Linked DNA regions of Mus musculus: regions 1, 3, 4 and 5 are each linked to region 2. The links are chromatin loops, found by intact Hi-C in ENCODE. Cell type or tissue: left cerebral cortex. All regions are shown on one strand. Region 1 holds the start of Gipc3 (GIPC PDZ domain containing family, member 3). Region 2 holds the start of Tjp3 (tight junction protein 3). Region 3 holds the start of Hmg20b (high mobility group 20B). Region 4 has its middle 23 kb from the start of Nfic. Region 5 overlaps Nmrk2 (nicotinamide riboside kinase 2).

Evidence for each region. A loop is a pair of places that touch in the nucleus more often than their neighbours do. Peaks named below come from ENCODE experiments on the same cell type or tissue, not always from the same donor. Only the 100,000 strongest peaks of a DNase experiment are listed, where the experiment ranks them.
Region 1: a loop joins it to region 2, with 2.6 times the contacts of the local background. A loop is called at or near these places in 31 of 42 quality-filtered maps.
Region 3: it touches region 2 in a loop (4-fold over the local background); 31 of 42 quality-filtered maps call a loop at or near these places.
Region 4: it touches region 2 in a loop (4-fold over the local background); 14 of 42 quality-filtered maps call a loop at or near these places.
Region 5: it touches region 2 in a loop (2.3-fold over the local background); 6 of 42 quality-filtered maps call a loop at or near these places.

The regions. Positions count from the first base shown.
Region 1 is chr10:81,339,786-81,343,785 of GRCm38, reverse strand. It overlaps Gipc3 (GIPC PDZ domain containing family, member 3), which reads left to right and starts at 427. Exons shown (of 6, transcript NM_148951.2): 1 at 427-708; 2 at 2,110-2,295; 3 at 2,418-2,598; 4 at 3,410-3,522. The coding sequence starts at 529. In left cerebral cortex, a CTCF peak has its summit at 2,025 (motif pointing right); a DNase peak (open chromatin) is centred at 2,082; H3K4me3 peaks cover 796 bases.
Region 2 is chr10:81,287,714-81,291,713 of GRCm38, reverse strand. Tjp3 (tight junction protein 3) reads left to right here and starts at 447. Exons shown (of 21, transcript NM_013769.3): 1 at 447-666. In left cerebral cortex, CTCF peaks have their summits at 2,246 (motif pointing left), 2,918 and 3,800 (motif pointing left); DNase peaks (open chromatin) are centred at 2,243, 2,919 and 3,821.
Region 3 is chr10:81,349,411-81,353,410 of GRCm38, reverse strand. Hmg20b (high mobility group 20B) reads left to right here and starts at 2,984. Exons shown (of 9, transcript NM_010440.3): 1 at 2,984-3,277; 2 at 3,923-4,000. The coding sequence starts at 3,240. In left cerebral cortex, a CTCF peak has its summit at 2,493 (motif pointing right); DNase peaks (open chromatin) are centred at 2,508 and 2,819; H3K4me3 peaks cover 1,584 bases; H3K27ac peaks cover 906 bases.
Region 4 is chr10:81,448,252-81,452,251 of GRCm38, reverse strand. No RefSeq gene overlaps it. Among named protein-coding and RNA genes, the nearest start is that of Nfic, 23 kb to the right of the region's middle. In left cerebral cortex, a CTCF peak has its summit at 1,896 (motif pointing right); a DNase peak (open chromatin) is centred at 1,899.
Region 5 is chr10:81,195,930-81,199,929 of GRCm38, reverse strand. It overlaps Nmrk2 (nicotinamide riboside kinase 2), which reads left to right. Exons shown (of 7, transcript NM_027120.2): 6 at 220-326; 7 at 484-1,760. The coding sequence ends at 569. The region is part of intron 1 of Atcayos (ataxia, cerebellar, Cayman type, opposite strand); the gene reads right to left. Among named protein-coding and RNA genes, the nearest start is that of Atcayos, 3.2 kb to the right of the region's middle. In left cerebral cortex, a CTCF peak has its summit at 1,541 (motif pointing left); a DNase peak (open chromatin) is centred at 1,513.

The DNA of each region.
Region 1 (4,000 bases), 52 kb before region 2:
GATTCTGTCTCAAAAACAAAACAAAAATTATTAAGGGAGAGATTTGGAGGTAGGGGCCGCAGGTGGTCTTTAAAATAAACAGGTGAGCAGGAACTCACTGGGAGCTCTGGGGACTGAGCCCCAGAGGAGAGCCCAGCTTGTGCAAGAGCCCTGAGGCAGGGTGGACCCTGAGGTAGGGCAAGGAAGGAGGCACGCGAGGCCAGATAGACAGAGGGACAAGGCACGGAGTTCACAGACAGGGTCGGGGGCTGCGGGAAGACCGCTGACATGGACGGTGGGCTGTGTGCGGAGCGGAGGAGGGAGAAGGGGAGGACGGGCGGGGCTCCCCGGGAGGCCAAGACTGGACGCAGCACCCACAGCCCGGGGCCTCCCCCTGTTGTTCGCGAGTCCCGGGGGAGGGCGCGGCTGGCCCCGGCGGGCGGTTTCACCTTCCCCCGGGCGGCTCGGGTTCCCGGATCCGCTTACGCCCGGCTCCGCTGTCGCGGGACCTCCGGCGGGAGGCTCAGGACGCGGCGGACCCCACGCACCATGGACAGTGCTGCGCCCCGCGAGCCCGGGGCCACCGAGCCCCCCGCCCGCGCGCGCCCGCGCCTAGTGTTCCGCACGCAGCTGGCGCACGGCAGTCCGACCGGCAGGATCGAGGGCTTCACCAATGTCCGCGAGCTTTACGCCAAGATCGCCGAGGCCTTCGGCATCGCTCCTACCGAGGTGAGGGTGGACCGCGGACACCACCCAGGATCCTGTCTGCACTCCACGCGAAAGACAGGATCAGACCCTGGGAGTGGGGTTCCCATAGCCGCCGAGGACCCGACCCAGGTGTCAGGAGCCCATGAATGGCTAATGGGTGGCAATCAGCTCAGTGGGTAGAGCAGTCACCTAGGGTTTGGAAAGCCAGTTTCCATCCCCGACACAGGATAAAGCAGGTGTAGTGATGTAAAGTCTGTTATTCCGATTCTGGGAAGGTGGAGGCAGGAGGATTGAGAGTTAAGCTGGTCATCCTCAGATACATAGGAAACTAGAGGGTCAGCCTGAGCTACATGAGGCCTTATATAAAATAAAATCACTTTTAATTTTTTTCAACTCAATTATTTCTACTATTCCCTTTCAGTTGTTTGTTTTCTTTCTTTTAATTTTGTTTTTCTAAGACAGGCAGTCTCATCATGTAGCCCTGGCCGGTCTGGAACTAGCTCTGTAGACCAGTCTGATTTCAAATTCACAGAAATCTACCTGCTGCAGCCTCTAGAGAGCTGGGATTAAAGGTGTGGGCCACCCACTTAGTGTGGGTTTGATTTATTATATGTAGGGGCACCAGAGTGGGCACCACGGTGGAGGTTGGGCAACAGTTTGCAAGGGGTTAGTACTCTCCTTCCACATGCAGCCCTTGAGAATCAAACAGGTTCAGGACTTGGCAGACTGGCCACAAGCCCCTCCCACTCCCTCCCTCCCTCCTGACTCCAGCCTTCTTGTCCATTTTCTTTTCTTTTCTTTTTTTAAAGATTTAGTTATTTATTATACGTAAGGACACTGTGTAGCTGTCTCAGACACTTTAGAAGAGGGCATCAGATCTTGTTACAGATGGTTGTGAGCCACCATGTGGTTGCTGGGATTTGAACTCAGGACCTTCAGAAAAGCAGATGGTGCTCTTAACCGCTGAGCTCTAGCCCTCTTGTCCGTTTTCATTCCATTGCTTGTTCGTCTAATTAAGATAATATTTCGCTTTGTAGCTCAGGCTGGCCTGAAATTCATTCTGTAACCCAAGCTGGCTTCTAACTTCCAGCATTTCCCTTGCCTTGGCTTCCCGACTTCTGGGCTTACACTCCCGATTCAGGATGCTTGGCTTTTTTATTTTTTATTTTTGGGAAGCCTGAGACTCTCAGTCATCCTTCTGCCTCAGCTTCCTAAGTTCCTGCTTAGGAACAGACAGACCTAAAGCACACCCACAGTCTTGCCAGCCCACTTGGTCACCGGTGAGCAGTTAGAGGCTGGGGGCAGCTGCTGTTTCCTGCGGGCCACGGGTGCATCTGGCCTCCAGGGGGCGCCCGCAGAAGGATGTGCACAGAATCGACTTTTGTCCATGGCTCAATCTGGGTCCCTCTCTTATCCGAACAGATCCTATTCTGCACCCTCAACAGTCACAAAGTGGACATGCAAAAGTTGCTGGGGGGACAGATTGGGCTGGAAGACTTCATCTTTGCACATGTGCGTGGAGAGACCAAAGAAGTGGAGGTCACCAAAACGGAGGATGCTCTAGGACTGACCATCACAGACAACGGAGCCGGATACGCCTTCATCAAGGTGCCTGTGGGTGTGTGTGAACTGGGTGATCAATGGCCTTGTCGAGTCCTAAGAAGACTCTGGGGACCCCAGGGAGGGTGGCCCCGGGCAGACTAGTCACGAGTGATTGTCATTTCCCATAGAGAATCAAGGAAGGCAGCATTATCAACCGGATTGAGGCTGTGTGCGTGGGGGATAGCATTGAGGCCATCAATGACCACTCTATTGTGGGCTGCCGGCACTACGAGGTGGCTAAAATGCTCCGGGAGCTGCCCAAGTCTCAGCCCTTCACCCTGCGTCTAGTGCAGCCCCGGAGAGCTTTTGGTAAGGATTGATGGGCCCCAGGCTTGCCCCAGGGCAATGAGAAGCAGGAAATGGTATTCTGACTCATATTTTCATAGCCCAAGCTGCCATCAAACTCAATATGTACCCAAAGATGACCTTGGGCCTGCTTTGCAATGACTTCGAGAAAGGAGGGTTGCTTCTAGAAAAGTTATTCAAACTTGGCGATGTGAGCACCGCACCGTTTTGGGGTGCTTTCTGTGTAGTGTCCCGGGCTCTTCAGGGTGCTGAGCAGTGTTCCTTACTCTTTGTCAGGAGCTCCTCAGGGGAGGATAGCCAGACATGTCCCCAGACATCACTCAGCAGGGTCTCTTAGGGAAAGAATAATATAAACCTCCAGGACTCCAACCCTGACCACACCCCAAGCCCTTCACTGGAGGATCCTAAGGGAGGGGAGGACCTGAACCTCCACCACCACGCCCGCCCGCAGCTCCTTCACAGAAGTTCTAGGCGGAGCTCCACCCTGACCACACCCACAACCCATCAATAGGGGACTCTAGGTGGGGGCTCTATGCCTGACCACGCCCCTATCTCCTCATTGGAGGATTCTAGGAGGGGCTCCACCCTGACCACGCCCCAAGTCCCTCACTGGGGGGTTTTAGATGGGACTTTACCCCCTGACCACACCCGTAGCCCCATAGTCCTTCAACAGCCCTCAGGAGATTAAGGCATGCCAACCTTGAGTTCAAGGTCAGCCTGGGTCACAGAAGAAGACCCTATTGACAAAAGAAAATAAACATGAAAAACAGTCCACACAAAACAGGACACATCTGTCACCGCTTTGCCCCCTCAGATATGATTGGCCAGAGGAGCAGGAGCAGCAAGTGTCCTGTGGAAGCTAAAGTGAGCAGCGGGAGGGAAACATTACGCCTGCGCTCAGGGGGGGCTGCCACTGTGGAGGAGGCGGTGAGTGACTGTTGGGATGGCAGCAATTGACACCCTCTTGTCAAGCCCACAGTGCTAATGGTGATAAGGCTGGTCATCCCAGCATTCAGGAGGATGAGGCAGGAGGATGGTCACAAGTTCAAGGCTAGCCTGAACCTATGAATAGACCCTGTTCTCAGAGCCGCAGTTTTTCAGCTTGTGCAGTGGGTACCGGTTGGAGAATAGGACAACAGGAACAGCTCCGATCACAGAGTCCAATGGGTGCCACCTGTTCCTGGCGAAGGAGCGGGAGGGACCATCGTGACCTCTAACTTATTATTATTGGTTATTTTTTTGCACTGTGTGTATGCATACAGAGGTCAAAGGTCAATATCTGTGTCTTTCTTACTCCCCAACTTTAATTTTTGTTTTGTTTTGTTTTGTTTTGTTTTGTTTTGTTTTGTTTTTCAAGACAGGGTTTCTCTGTGTAGCCCTGGCTGTCCTGGAACTCACTCTGTAG
Region 2 (4,000 bases):
TGAAACTGGAAAGTCACAAGGGGTCAGGTGTACAGACAGGGAAGTCAATGCCAATAGAGTAGATAATGATCTTGGGTGTGGCTAAAAGGTGTGGTATGGCCTACAATTCCCCAGTGAGGGGGCTGGGGACGTAGTCAGGGGTGGAGTTCCCGCCTAGAATCCCATAGTAATGAGCTGGGCTGTGGCTCCATGAGAGTTTTGATTATTCCAGTGTCCCCCCTTGTGATGAAAGCTGGAAGCTTGACAGCGGGTAAGTTGCAGCGCGAGGCACAGCCCATTCATCCCGTAGGATGCTCAGTGTTTTGTGAGCACCTACTCTGTGGTGTAGATGCTGTGGGGTGCAGGGCTAGCTAGGCCTCTCTGGGTACTCAGGGGTTAAGGCCTGTCTGGCCACGTGAGAGCACCTTGCGACTGAGCCACAAACCCTCCCACCTGCAGGCCGGCCTCTCTTGCACTCACAATTGCGCACAACCTGCACAGTCCTGCCGGTTCCACCCGGCAAAGGGACTCGCCCACCGTTCCTTCCACTCCGCTTTCGCTGAGCAAACAGGTTGCCCGGCCCGAGCAGCCAGCTCGGGTCTCCTCCCTGCCACCCATGCCTGACAGCTATCCAGGACCCAGCTTCCACCTCCCACCCTGCGTCCATTCACTCAGCCTTCCAGACCGGTAAGTCTCCAGCTGAGCTCATCCCAAGGGCTTTATGCATCCAAGTGATCCCATGTCAGGCTCCCGGGACCCCCAAGTTTGCTCTGGATGCCCCCCATGGGAGCCGGAAGCTGGCATCCTGTGGGGACATCTGACACAGTTTCAGAAAGTTCCAGCGGGTGCAGTTTCTGCCCTGGCACAGCGCCCAGCACGCTGCAGCCCAGCCTTCAAAGGGTCTTTGTGAGCGCAGGTGGTGGCTAGGGAGGCTGGTCCCTGATCCCCTAGCAGGAAGGATCTTGGTTCCCATGGGAGGCTGGCCTGCAGTTTTGGGAGATGGCAGAGGAAGTTGGGGTACTCCTGAACTAACTCTTGAGTTTTTCTGGAACTCTCCCTGAGGGTCACCCCATATATCCAAGGCATGAATGTGCCACCTGTCCTAGGTTATACATTGTGGGGACAGGAGAGGACAGGAGCTCTGTCAGCTCCCCAAAGCACGTCTGTCAGCTGAGAATTGCACGACGAGGGTAGAACGGATGGACAGATGCCTAATGGGATTGACAGAGGAGTTGGGAGGGGCACAGGAACCTTCTGTGTCATTTGCCCCAAAACAAAGAAAAACAATTCCTTCAGGAAGGTGTGTCCAGCCACCAACATCACCACCATCCCCCCCCCCCCAGGTTATCTTATTCTCCGGGAAGGATCAGCACACAGGGGGACCTGGCCTTGGGAGTTCTGGTATTGGCTGCTGCACTAGCCCAGCCTCAGTTTTTCATTTTGCACCAAGGAGAAGCTAATGCTATAGTGGCAGGCGCTGGGGCGCTGGGGGCCCTTGTTCCCAGCTCAGTTCCCAGTTATTTGGCACAAAATGAAGTGAAGCCCAAACAGGAGTAACTGCTCCCGGAGGCTGCACAGTAGAGTAAGACTGTCGCACAGGGGGCCTTAGAGCTAACCCCCAAGAAACCTCCCTGGGGCGACATCTTAGAAAAATCCCTGTCTGGCCTGGCACTTCCGTGTGGCACCGATGCTGGGGAAAGTCCACGATGAGAATTTAGGCTCGGTTCTTCCTCCTGGGCCGGGCCGCGTGCCAGAGAGGCAGTGTTTGCTCAGGGTAGAACCCAACACCCTTCGTGGCTGAGGTCAGTGGGACACTTGGCTATGGGGACGGGCTGCCTAACAAAGACGTGTGTATTTCTTGAGCATTTACTGTATGTCACGTATATTGGGAACAAGGCTCAGACATTCATAATTTTATCTTTTCAGCTTTTGGAGACAGGATCTCACATAGCCTAGGCTGGTGTCTGTGTCCATAAGTAGCTAAGGATAACCTTGGACTCTTGATCTTCCCTCCTTACCTCGGAGGCTGGGATGACAGGTGTGCCCCATCATGTGTGGTTTGTTCTACCTTAGGAAGAGAAGACGGGAGCACTGGGGGTGAACTGACGTCTGGGGTGACAGGCCTGGGTAGAAGGTTAAGGCTCAGGCAAGTGTGCTCAGAATGGAGGGAGCCCGGAGCCCGGGACAGGCAGCTGAGCTGCCAAGGTGGGTGGGAGCCATGGAGAGCTGAGCAGTGGGAGAGGGCTCAGTGTTCGTGTGCGCCCTCTGGTGGCTGATAAGGGGGTGACTGTCAGGAAGGATCAGGTGGAGGGGCTGTGCTGAGATGAAGGTTCAGGGGCAGGGGCCAGAGGTCAGTGGTAAGGCAGGAAGGTTGGCAGACCATCAGGACACACAGAGGAAACCCTGCCCAAAAGTTATATTACTGAAAGGGCGCTCAAGAGCTATGAAATGTCAACCACACGCTCATGGAGCCCCCGCCTCAGGGGTCTTTTCACCCTGCTGTACCCCTGAACCATACATACCATTATTTGGGATAAGATTTGACAAATAGTCAGCACTCTATAAATGAACAAATATCCCCTGGAGGGTACATGAGGTTCTTGACACTGTGGAAGACACAGAGGTGTGGTTGTACAGACAGCTGCAGACTGGGTGACAACTACCCACCCCCACCCCAGGTCTACATAGTAAGTTCTGGGCCAACCTGGTCTACATAGTGAGTTTTGGATCAGCCTGGTCTACATAGTGACGACACCACCACCACCACCACCACCAAACAACAACAACACCAAAACCAACAACAACAGAAAGCTATGAGAAAGACCTCAGGAGCAGTTTGAAGACTTTTGGTGGGGGTGGGCTAGGGAACCCTGTAGCCCTAGGACACCAGATGCCACTTCTGGGTCCCACGTGTCCCCTATTGGCTGAAGCTGGTATTGCAGCCCCAAATGCTGGAGATAGGGGCTGTGGAAGCCTTTCAGAGTCAAATTGGGCGCTGAGGTTTACAGGGAAACTGAGGCGAGGAGTCTCACAGTAGTCATGGTTGGCGTACCCCCCTGGTGTCCCAGATGCGAGTTTCCTCAGACTCTCCCTGTATTTTACTTTGTGCATTGTGGTGATGAGTATGGCTCCTCAGCTCAGCGGCCTGGCTCCTCTAGAACTGATAGCAATCCTCCTGCCCCAGCCCTCCCTTCACGCGCGCAGGGAGAGCAGGTGCGTGCCACCAGTCCTAGCTATTTACAAAGTCTAAATTCTTTTTATTAGCAGTGCATGTGATGCACTCACACGAATGCGCAAGCACCGTGGAAACGGGGTCGGTTTCCCGTTGCTTCTCTCCGCCATGGTGATCGGTTCAGTAAACTCTCCCTGGCTCCCTCCTCCCTGGGGTCAGTCTGAGCCACACCTGCCTTTCTCCGCTGAATCTTCCTGGCCCTCTGGCACCCTCTCCTTACTGTCCTGACCTAGATCCCTGCCTCTCCTTTGCCCGCTGACGCTGACGCAGCCTCCATTCTTTCTGTCCCTCCTCTTGAGAGCAGGACCTGCTCCTCCCTCCTTGCAGACCCAGCAGTGTACACCATTGAAGCTCTTGGGGCATTCTTGAGTTCCGGTCAGACCTGTCTTGCCACACCTGAGGGGACATCACACCCTTCAGTGACCCTTGACTCCACCCCCACCCCACAACCCCAGGCCCTGCCCTCCACGCATGCCTTAGTTTCCCCAGATGTATGAGAATAGGCAAGCAGAGTCCTAGAGAACTTGTCTCCCATCCTACACCCCCTTTCTGGCCTGCAGACACTGTCCCCTCCTGGCTGGTATCGGTACTGCAGCCCAAACAGGCTTGTCCAAGAGGCATCTGCTTTCACCACCTGCCTGCCTCTGGGGGCAGATTGGAGAGTTCCTTTAATTCTTAATCTCTACATAAGTATTTATTTGTGTATGCGCATGCGCACATGCTGTAGCATGCGGAGATTGGAGGACAACTCATGCAGATTGGTAGTCGCTTGCTATGGGGATCGAACTC
Region 3 (4,000 bases), 62 kb before region 2:
CTAGGGCCAGGGGTGGTGGCGCACACCTTTAATCCCAGCACTCGGGAGGCAGAGGCCAGCCTGGTCTACAAAATAAGTTCCAGAACAGCCAGGGCTATACAGAGAAACCCTGTCTTGAAAAACAAAAAACAAACAAACAAACAAAAACAAAAAAATCCCAAAAAAAATCTAGGGCAGGGCCTAGTGGAGTACACCCTAATCCCTATAATCCCTACATGCTAGAGAGGCAGGAGGATCCCTGTGAGGGCGAGGCCAGCATGGTCTACAGAGCTACAGGACAACCAGGGCTACACAAAGAAACCCTGGGCGATAGATATAACAAGACAAAACAAAACACAGAAAACAAAATTTAAAAAAGAACACAAAAGGTCTGGACATGGCTCAGGGGTGGGGTTCCTGCCTAAAAATTCCTCAGTGAGGGTCTGTGGCCCTGGTCAGAGGTAAAGCTCTGCCTAGTATCCCCCCAAAGAGAGGGCTGGGGCGTGGTGGTCAGAGATAGAAAGCCTGACCAGTCTCAGGTCCCAGGTTCCATTTCCACCACCAAAAACTAAGAACTGTAGAGCAGACATGCTGATACATGTTATCTGAGCCTCAGGGCCATAGGGCTGCGCATTCATTCCTTCACAGCAACCTGACCTGCACAGACACCTGTCTGAAATGACAGCCCTTCATCAGCAACTCTTCCCACAGTCCCTAGTGCTTCCCAGGGTGAGTTAAAAACACCATAAACACCGGGCAGTGGTGGCACACGCCTTTAATTCTGGCACTTGGGAGGCAGAGGCAGGCAGATTCTGAGTTTGAGGCCAATCTGGTCTACAGCCAGGGCTATACAGAGAAACTCTGTAGAGCAGGCTGGCCTTGACCTCGCGGAGATTCACCTGCCTTTTCCTCTGGAGGGCTGGGACTAATGGCGTGTGCCATCACCTCCCAGCTTCTTTCTTATTTATTTATTTATTTATTTTTAATTGTCTCTGAGAGGCTTTCACTATGTAGCACAGGGGACTGGAACTTACAGAGATCCCCTGCTTCTGTCTCCCTAGTGGTAGCATTAAAGGCAGGTGAGCCCACACCAAGCTCACAGCCAGTGATGAAGGCTGAGACTCTGTTCAGGGTAACTGTCAGGCTGCTCCCTTCCTGGACCACCTGTAGAAACCTTTGACCTGTGCCTGGGTCCCCACAGCCGCCTGTCATTGTTTTACCCAAATGCTCTTCTATCTCTGTTGTAACAGGAAGCCCAAGTTTGATCAAGCCTAACCTTATCTAAGAAGCTCTATCTGAACTGTCACCTGCTTGAGAGGAGCGGCTCAGAATCCCCCAGCCTGTTGAGTTTGGGGGGCGTCACTTGCACCTGCCATTAAGATAGACATAAGCACATGCTGCATGTGTAAGCATGTGTGTGGTCCCATAAACACATGCTATCATTACAATGCGTCACCTGGCCAACATTACCCCATCACAGAGTTTCAGTTTACAAACAGCACGGGAGGACTGAGCCCACGACCGCAGTGCATGATGGGATGGAAACACCCTAACCCTGCCCCAACCCCTCCAGGGGAATTATGGGCGGGGCTCCACTCTGACCACACTCCCAGCCCTTAGTGTGGCTACCAGGAATCGAACTGGAAGAGCAGCAGGTTTTATTTAAACCACTGAGCAATATCTTCAATCATTTGTTTTTAAAAAGATTTATTTGGGCTGGTGAGATGGCTCAGTAGGTAAGAGCACCTGACTGCTCTTCCAAAGGTCCGGAGTTCAAATCCCAGCAACCACATGGTGGTTCACAATCATCTGTAACAAGATCTGACACCTATTATTTCACGTTTATGAGCATTTTCCCTGCATGTAAGCCTGTTTGCTTGCCTAATGCTCAAAAGGGTAAAAAGAGGTCTCCTGGGACAGTTACAGATACTTTTTAGCAGACAAATGGGTGCTGGGGATCGAACCCAGGTTCTCTGCAAAAGAAACAGGCACTCCTAACCATAGAACCAACTCTCAGTTTCTCTTTTACTGTGGGATGTTACAGAAGACTGGAGTAAAATCACATTTGGCAACCTAGATGTGTGGTGCTGTCTCTTCCATTTGGATAATGCGGATCAAATTCAAGTTGTTGGGTTTCTCTGTAAACCCCTTGGCTTGCTGAGTCAGTCCGCACTGACCTTCAAAATGATTTTTTTTTTTTTTTAATGAAAATGCTCTTAGCCCAGCTTCTATCTCAGATCTAGGTGTCAGCCTCCCAGCCTGTTACTCCTCCTATGGTTCAATGTACCCCTTGGTCAGAGAGTAAAATCAAGGTTCCACGGGAAGGGAAATCAGTGCCTGGTGGTCATTTCCCCAGTCCTCCGTTTATAAAGCATACGTTCATTTATTGATTTAGGTCTGTGTGTGATGCACATGGCACAGCACACAGTGGAGTTCAGAGGACAACTTGCTGGAAAACCATTCTCACATTCCACTTTGTGGGTTCCGAATGCAAGTCGTCCACTAGGTGGCGAGCACCTTCAAGTGCTGTGCAATCTCACCAGACCCATTTTTTTTCAACGTAGTAAGAAAAACTACACCTGGCCGTACTGCAGGGGCGGGGGGTGCCTCTTTGGAACCTAACTCCTTCCTTAGAAGCCTACTAAAAACGCCTCTTCTGCCGAATATCCCCGGTCCCCATCTCCACACCCTAGCTCACCGGTCAGAATGGGGACTACTGGCCCTTTAAGGAGCTCCGCCCCACAGCACGCCGCCAGTCGCCTCCGATTGGTCCCGAGCGCGCCGGAGCGCAGCCGAACTTGACGCACCCGCCCGCAACCTGCCGACGCACCTCCCACGCGGCTCCGCAGATCTTCAGCCAACCACCGCCCGGCGCGCCGAGACTAATCTGCATGACCCCACCTCTCATGGAGGCCTCAGCCAATTAGAGCGCTATCCTTGGGTTCATTAGCATGAGGGCGGAGCGGGCGCGGGCGCTTGGTTGGACCGTCGCCGCGTCTCAGGTCCCGGGAAAGTTTTTTCAGAGGTGAAAAGAGCCGGGAAGTCCGGGCCTGCGCGGGGCGGGGGCTGCGGGGCGCGGCCTCCGGGACTCGATCTCGCAACAAAGGATCGCGGGGCCTCCTGCCCGAGGACCTCCCCGCCCCGGGATCCGCCTCCCCGGTCCGGGCCCCCCGGGGATCGCCCTGCGGTTCCCATCGAGGTGGCAGGCAGGACCCCCTGACCTTTGCCGGCTTCTGTTCCAGATCCCGCCCGGAGTGGCCATGTCCCACGGTCCCCGGCAGCCAGGCGCAGCCACCGCGTGAGTGCGCCTCCCCCAGCCTGTCCCGACCCTGGATAAGCCCTGTCCCCATCGTCGGGTACCCCTGGAAATGCCTTGTGTCCATCTCGAGTACCAGGGGTCATGCCCTGTCTCCACCCCGGGTACTCCTGGACATGTCCTGTCCTGCATCCTTGGGAACTCTTAAACATTCCCTATATCCACCCTCGGGTACCCCTAAACACACCATGTCCACGCTGGGATCTCTGGACATACCCTGTCTCATCCTCAGGTACCTCTGTGTACCTCTGTTTTGGGAACCCCTGATCCTGTCCTGTCCCTATACCCTACCTACCTTATCCCCACTACAGGAACTTCTGACCATGTCCTGTCACCCTTCGGGGATTTCTGTACTCCCTGTAGAACTGCCAAGACACCCTATGGCCTTCCTCACTATCTCATCTTCCTCCCAGGCCCCAGGACCAACTCACCTCGTCCTCCGTCCCCACCCCGCCAGTGGCCTACTGTGATCCTTGGATCCTCAAACTCTGGGTCCCCACCCCCTTTTTCCAGGCTCATGCGTGCTCCCACATACTTCTGTGATCTCCAATGACAAGAAGGGGATGGGTAGGTATGGGGGAATGATTTTGGCACTGATGGATGACGCTGGTTTCCATTGTCCCCAAGACCTGCGGGAGGCAAGACTCCGGGCCAGCACGGGGCCTTTGTAGTGGCTGTCAAGCAGGAGCGCAGCGAGGGTTCCCG
Region 4 (4,000 bases), 160 kb before region 2:
AGCAGGAGACAGGGATTTGAACACAGGCCTTTGGGGGGACAGAAGAAGCTGGAAGTGTTGACTAAGCAGGGGTAGAGACCATCCAGCTAGTGTTGGGATCCTTTACATGAGGCAAGAAGACAATTGTCTAACTTAGAAGGCGAGCGAACCTTATAAGCCAACAGGGAACAGCATATCACCCACCGCAGCATCCAGCCAGCCATCTAGGGATGGGTGGGTGGAGTATGTATGGATGGATGTATGGATGGATGGATGGATGGATAGATGAGTGGATGGATGGATGGATGGGTGGGTGGGTGGGTGGGTGGGTGGATGGATGGATTGAATGAATAGGTGGGTGGATGGATGGATGGATGATGGATAGATAGATGGATGGATGCATGGGTGATATGCTGTTCCCTGTTGGCTTATAGGATTTGCTCACCTTGTAAGTTAGACATTTTCTTTTAGATGTTTCATGTAAAGAATCCCAATGCTAGCTGGGTGGTGGTGGCATATCCCTTTAATCTCAGTGTTTGGGAGGCAGAGATAGGCAGATCTTTGAGTTCAAGGTCAACTTTATCTACATATCAAGTTCCAGGGTAGCCACCGTTACATGGAGAGACCCCGTCTGGGAAAGAAAAATATTTTTCAGGAAAAAGGGAATCAGCTCAGTCGGTCCTTGTCAAGAGGTTGCCAGGCAGACCCTGGAGTTCTGCCCCAGGCCCCACATGCTGGAAGGACAGGAGGTGTCCTGTGACGGTCCTGTGGCAGCAGCAGTGACAGATGAATTTCACAATAGCAGCCGTGCCTAGATTGCTCCTGCTTCTCGTACCATGGATGTATGATCCAGCTCAGTGTGCAGCAAAGGCTCCACCTGATTCCAGCTCTACTTCTCCCAGCTCCCTCCTACTCCCTCTGCCTGCTGTGGGCACTCTCTGGGGTGACTGCCCCCCACACACTGGGCTTGAGACCCACCACAGAGAAAACAGTGGAAAATTAAATGCTGTCTGTGTGCTCAGGAGCAGCCGCCCCAGCCCATCTCCTAATGACCCGTTCCTGGGATTGTTCCCAGCTGGCGCAGCTGGGGTAAGGGCTCCCCCCCCCCAATGCCACCCAATTTGAGGGGCACAGGCGTTGCATCTGGAGGATGCAGGTGATGCAGCCTGTGGCCTCTGGGGAGTCAGAGGCGGGGATGTTGTCAGGGGTCTGAGGATAGACCCACTTGGGCTCTGTGTTTGTGGTTCCATCCAGTAGACTCTGCTCACACTGCCCCTACAGTCATGGTGCCATGTGGCCTCCAAGCTATGACCCCTGTGCCTTGTGTCCAGGTGAGGTGTAGAGTCAGCTCCTCAGGGGACCCTTCCTGTGCCGAGCTTGGAGAAAGAAATATCTAGGTTGTTGAGGAGCCCATATCTGTCTCCGTGGGCAGAGCACCTCGTGGTCATAGTGTCATCCCAAAGCCCAGGGGGCAGGGGCACGTCATCCTTGGCTACATACTGACTTCCAAGCCAACCTGGGCTACAAGACACTCATGTCCCAAATTGGGAGCTCCTGGATCCATGGGTGGAGGCCACAGACTAAGCTGAGCTCAGGATGCCCAAACCCCCTTAAATCAGAGTAAACAAAAGAAAAAAAAAAAAAAAGGCAACAGAAAAACAGAGGCTCCTAGGATGTTGTATACTTCACAAACTCCAAACATCAAAGTGTGAAGCCAGGCAGTGCTGGGAATTGAACCCAGGGCCTTTGTACACCACACCGTACCGAGATGTTAGATCTGTCCCCCACTAATTTTATGTTCAACTCGGGCAGCCTGCCTGGACCCCTGCAGCTGCATAGGAGCTGCTCTGTCTCATCCTGGGCAGTAGGGATTGCAGTCCGTTCAAACTGGCAGCAATGGGTGCAATGCTGGATGTGAACAGTAGAGGGCAGAAAAGAACTGCAAGTCGCCATAGCTGACCAAGGCTGCTGGGCAGGGTGCAGGGCACCAGGTGGGACAGCAGGTGTTTGCTGATGATTGCAGATGTCTGTAAGAGTCTGTAGGTGACTCTAGGTGAGCACAGGCGACTAGGTGACTATACGGAAGTTTTGTAGTGACTGTTGATGTCTGTAGGTGACTGCTGGTGTCTGTGGGTGACTGTAAGCAAAGGTAGATGCCTGTAAATGGTGTAGGTGTCTATAGACGTCAGTATGTAACTGTAGGTGTCTAAGTAACTGTCAGTACCTGTAGGTGTCTGTAAATATCTGTAAGAGTCTGTAAGTGGCAGATGTTGTCTGTGGGTGTCTTTAAAAGTCTCTATGTGTCTGTAGGTGACTATATAATTCTGTAGGTTTCTGTAGGGTTCTACAGTTATTTTAGGTATCTGTAGGTGTTTGTAAGTTACTATAGGTAAGTGGGGGACTATCAGTATCTGTAGGTAACTGCAGGTGACTGTAGAAGTTTGTAGGTGACAGCAAGTATTTGTGGATGTCTGATGGGTAACTATAGGTATCTTTAGGCATCTATGTGTGTTTGTAGTTCTCTGTTGGAGTCTATAGGTGTCTGTAGGCATCTCGGGTGTCTGTAATATTTTGCAGGAGTCTCTAGATGCCTGTTAAAATATGTAGGTGCTGTAGGTGACTATATGGGTCTGGGAGTGTATGTAGAAATCTATAGTTACTGTAGAAATCTGTGGGTATCTATAGGCATCTATGAATGTCTGTAAAAGTTGGTAGAGTCTATAGGTGTATGTAGGAGTCTGCCTGTTTCTATTGGTGTCTATAAGTGTCCGTAGTTGTTTCTTGGTGACTGTAAGTACAGATAGGTAGTCATAGGTGACTGTAGGTGATGGAGAGTGACTATAGATATCTGTAGGTAGCTGTAGGTATATGCCAATTCCTGTAGGAGACCATGAATGGCATCAGAAGTGTGTAGGGAATGGCTGGTGTTTGTAGGTGTCTCTGAGAGTCTATAGGTGTCTGTAGGAGTCTGTTGGTGGTTATAGATGTCAGTAGGAGCCTGTAGAGATCTGCAGGATTTTGTCTGTGTCTGTAGAAGTATTTGCAGATCTGAAGGGGTCAGGTTTTTGTAGGTGTTGCTGAGTAGCTTTAGATGGTCACATGTGACTATAACTGTCAGTGTCTGTATGAGTCTTTAGGTGACAGTAAGTGTATGTAGGTGGGTGACAGTAGGAGTTTGTAGGTATCTGAACAAGTCTGTTGATGATTACTGGTGCCTGTGGGTGTCTGTGAGTGACTGTAGGAGACCATAGGAGTCTTTACCTTTCTTTAAGAATGTGTAGGAGTCTATAGGCATCTGTACAAGTCAGCGAGAATCTGTAGGATTCTGTAGGTGTCTGTAGAAGTTTGGGTGTCTATAGGTGTCTGTTGGAATCTGTGGCTATTTGCAGGTATATGAAGGAGTACATGGGTATCTGTAGGTGTATTTAGGAGTTTGTTGCTGCCTGTAATTTCAGTAGGAGTCTGTAGAAGTATTTAGGTGTCTGCAGGAGCCCATGGATGTCTAGGGGGAGTCTATGTGTTTGTAGTAGTCTGTAGGTGTCTATAGGAATGCTTTGAAAGTCCTTAAGTGTATACAGGAGTCAGTAGGAATCTGTAGGTGTCTGTGAGTGTCTATAAAAGATTGTAGGTGCCTGTAGGAGACTGTAGATATCGGTGGGAGTGTGAGGAAGTCTATAGGACTGTGTTGATGTCTGTAGGCATCTATGGGTGGGTATAAAAGTCAGTAGAAGTCTGTAGGTGACTGTAGAAATCTATGGATGCCTATAGTTTTTTTTCTAGGTATCTGAAGCAGTCCATAGGTATCTGTAGAAGTGTATGGGTGTCTATAGAAGTTTGTACATGTTTATATGCATCTTTGGGTGTTTGTAGCATCCTGCAGTAGTCTGTAGGTGACTGGACATGTTTGCAGGATTCTGTAGGTATCTATAAGCATCTATAGGTGTCTATAATTTATCTGTTGGAGTCTAAATGTCTGTAGGTATCTCTGGGTGTCTGTAAAACCTGTAGGAATCTGTAGGTG
Region 5 (4,000 bases), 92 kb after region 2:
CAGAAGCCCAGAACCGCAGGCCTGGACACAGCACACATACACCCTTCCCCAGACAGGCTCAATGGTGGGGAAAAAATGTGGAAGTTGAGAATCCCACAGCCACAGCCTTTGCCCAGGGATCTATCTAATCCTTCATCCAGAGCCTGTCTGCTGATTACTTGCAGTCTGCCTTGAGCAACAACTTCCCACGACAGGCCTGGAACTCCTTTCTCTCTACAGAAGCCGTACTTACATGGTCCCTGATCCTCCTGGCCTGTTTGATGGTCACGTGTGGCCCATGTACCAGAAGTATAGACGGGAGATGGAGCAGGACGGGGTGGAAGTGGGTAAGAACCAGAATGAGGCTCTGCCAATGCTCTAAACCCCAGGCTTCCCTACATCCCATTGAATCCCATCCCGGGCTCTCCTGCTGCTCTTTCCTGTCCTGAGAGAGTCCACACTGCTCTCCCTACCAGTCCTGACCCAGTCCCTTTCCGGTTTCAGTCTATTTAGATGGCATGAAGTCCCCGGAGGGACTCTTCCATCAAGTTCTGGAGGATATTCAAAACAGACTGCTCAACACATCCTAGCAAGACGCAGGTCCTGGACAGCAGGGCCTGAGATGTTCTGACTGGACGCAGTGGCTCTTCGCCTATAGGAAATCTGTACATAGGAGGGCATGTCCCCACACACGTGCAGTGGGCACGGACACTGTGAGATTTTCTAGCACCTCAACATTAAAGTGGACTCTGTTTTTTAACCTGGCGTCCTGTATGGTCCCTATGAGGTGAACCTCTCTCAGACCCTTTACTGGCACCTGGTGGCCTCTGTGGGTAACCTTGTTGATGTGCCTCAGTTTCCCTAAAGGAGACATTCCTCATGAACTTGGGTAAGGAGAAACAACATCTACCCTAATGTAGACAGGCACAGAGAGGTCACCTTTGGTACTCAGAATTACACAGTAAGTTGGTGTGTCCAGCTAGAAAGCTTCTCTGCCTAAATAGGATGGAATTCTAGAGAGTTCCCGAGGGATTCCTGAGATCTTTCTTCTCTCATCTGAGCCTCCCTCTACTTCTTTCGGAAACCAAAGCCAAGTCTCACTCTATAGGGTTATTTGGAATCTCCTAAATACACACACACAACACATGCTGCCTGTCCTGCAACCAGCATACCTGTCTCCTCTCACACACAACCATACACCCCCTGAACCATGGTGACAGTCTCAGTGTGATTTTTTTTTGTTTTTTTGTTTTTTGTTTTTTGTTTTGTTTTTCGAGACAGGGTTTCTCTTTATAGCTCTGGCTGTCCTGGAACTCACTCTGTAGACCAGTCTGGCCTCAAACTCAGAAATCCACCTGCCTCTGCCTCCCAAGTGCTGGGATTAAAGGCGTGTGCCACCATTGCCCAGCTCGGTGTGTTTTTTATTACTTGTGTGGACTTCATAAAAGGGAAAACTGAGGCTCTGAGCAGAACATTTCGGTGGTGCTGGAATGTAGATGTGGAGGAGAGTCGGCTTCAGAGATTTTATTCTTTGGCCTGAGGGTGACACCTAATGGCCATCTGTGGAATTGCAATGACAGAATCCCAATTACATATAGAAAAATGCTATAGTAGATGAGTGGATGGATGGATTAATGGGTGGATTGATGGATGGATGGACCGACGGACGGACGGACAGATGGATGGACGAGTGACTGAGTAGTAGTGTTCTGCTAAATAACAAGTCTGAAGCCTCCTTGTCTACATAAGACTTTGAAAATAAAATTGTTGCTTGTAATTTTAAAAACATGCTTCTTCTTTTGCCTGGGACCTACTGGTTTCCACCTTCTTTATTGACCAAATCAAGAACCAATTAGGGAACTAGATTTTAGTATCAGCTCCACCCACACATAAAATAATATAAAAAAATACAATAAATTATAAAATTCGTTTTCTTTTTTTCCTATCCTTTTCTTTCCTTTCCTTTTCCCCTGAGACAAGGTTTCTCTGTGTAGCCCTGGCTGTCCTGGAATTCACTCTGGCCTTGAAATCAGAGATCTGTCTGCTTCCCTTCAGAGTGTGGGGTTAAAGGCGTGTGCTATCAACGTCTGGCTCTTGAATTCCACTTTCTAACACTTGAGTTTTACCTTCAAACTTAAGGGTATTTTGTTTTGCTTTGGGATGGGGCTCCTGTACTCATTTCTATTTCTCTTGTCATGCTGCCCCAATCAATATTAGTGAGACCTGCCTTCTGCGTGACAGATGTGGGGTGTCCCCACACCCACAGGTAGCAATGCAGACATCTGTCATCTCCCCAGCTGTAGAAGTCCTGTGACCAACGTGAGGAGCTTCCCTGTAGGGTCGCAGCGTCAAGGTTAAGCAGAGGCTGAAAGCACAGGACTGGAACAGGGTTTATGCTTGCCAAACCCAGGCCTTTGTCCCAGGCACAACTGTGGCCAGACTCATCTGCTGGTCACGTCCCCCAAAATAGTTCAGCATGAGACAGGGACATAAGGGAGATGACTTCAAGGCAGCCAGAGCCTGGCCACTCAGGCACCGTAGACATGATTCATAGAATAAAGAATGAACTTGGGGCTGGAAGGATGGCTCAGTGGCTGCTCTTGCAGAGGACGGGAATCAGTCTCCAACACCCTCAGGGTGGCTCACATGCACTTGTAATTCCAGCTCCAGAGGACATCTTTCCGGCCCCTGTGGGTACTGCACACATGTGGTACACAGACAAAAATGCAGGCAAAATATCTATACACCTAATGAAAAAAAAAAGTAAAAAATAAACTGGGGGCAGCAAGAGGGCCCAGTAGGTAAAGGAGCTTGCTGCCAAGTCTGATGACATGAGTTCCATCTTCAAGGCCCTTATGGGAGAAGAAGGAAACCATTCCTACAAGGTATCCACTGACCTCTACACATGTGCTGTGGCATGTTCACGTGCCCCCCCCACACACACACATGTACACACCAATGTAATATGAACATTTTAAATGCTGGGACCAGCATCAGAGTCACTGGCTTGCCCAGTCTCCCCAGAACATCCCATGTCCTCAGGGACCCCACCCTCGGCTCACCAGGCGGGTGCACCTGTGTCGGGATGGGTTTATTGCGTGTTCCAGAGGCCTGGGATGACTCAGAAGAGGTAGGTTTCTGACCCGTGTTCTGTCTGTCAAGCAGAGCCTTGCCAAGAAGCCCTGCCCTTGGGGCCTCCTTTGGGTCCTAGCATGCTGGGGAAAGCCCCTCGAAGCCTTTCCAGAGGGACAGAAGGTTCCAGGGTCACCTGCCTACCCCAACCTTCTCCTAGCAAGCTGGCCAAGCCGAGGCCTCTGCTGGCCTCTGTTAGTGACGTGTGCCTCTCCCACCCACTCAGAGAGAAGCAAGCTCCCCCACAAACACTCCAGACATTACCAGCATCCCTAACTGGGCCATAGGACGGTCCAGGACAGACACAGGACACCCTGACATTGACGCCCAGAGGAACAGTGTATAAAATGGATTCCTCTACATGGCTAAGAATACTGAGGCTCAGGGAAGATGGAGTCCCTTGTCCAAGGTCTGTCACAAAAAAAGGTGGATTAGAGCTGGGCATTCTGACATATCTACCAACCCAGCACTCACTTGGAGGTGGAGGCAGGAGGATCAAAATTTCAAGGTCATCTGTGGCTACATAGTGAGTTGGAGCTACATGAGACTCTGTCTCAACAAACAAACAAACAAAAACCTCAGGTTGGTGATTGTGTCCTCGTGAAGGTTCTCGGTGGGGGCTGGGGACAAGTGTCACATTGGGGGAGCTCCAGACACAGAGTGGGACACTACTCAGCACCTTCCAGAATGCCCCACACAGAACACCCAGCCAGACATCCCCACAAAATGAGCTCAAGGTTCCTCTGTCTCCCGTATGGGTTACCGTGCTGATAGGGACACTCACAAGCCCCAGAGCCAGCAGTGGGGCCTCGTGGCTGACCCCTCAGCTCTATTGTCCCCAGATCCTGAAGAACTTGGCCTGTGGGACCTAGCAGAGCATAAGGTCCCC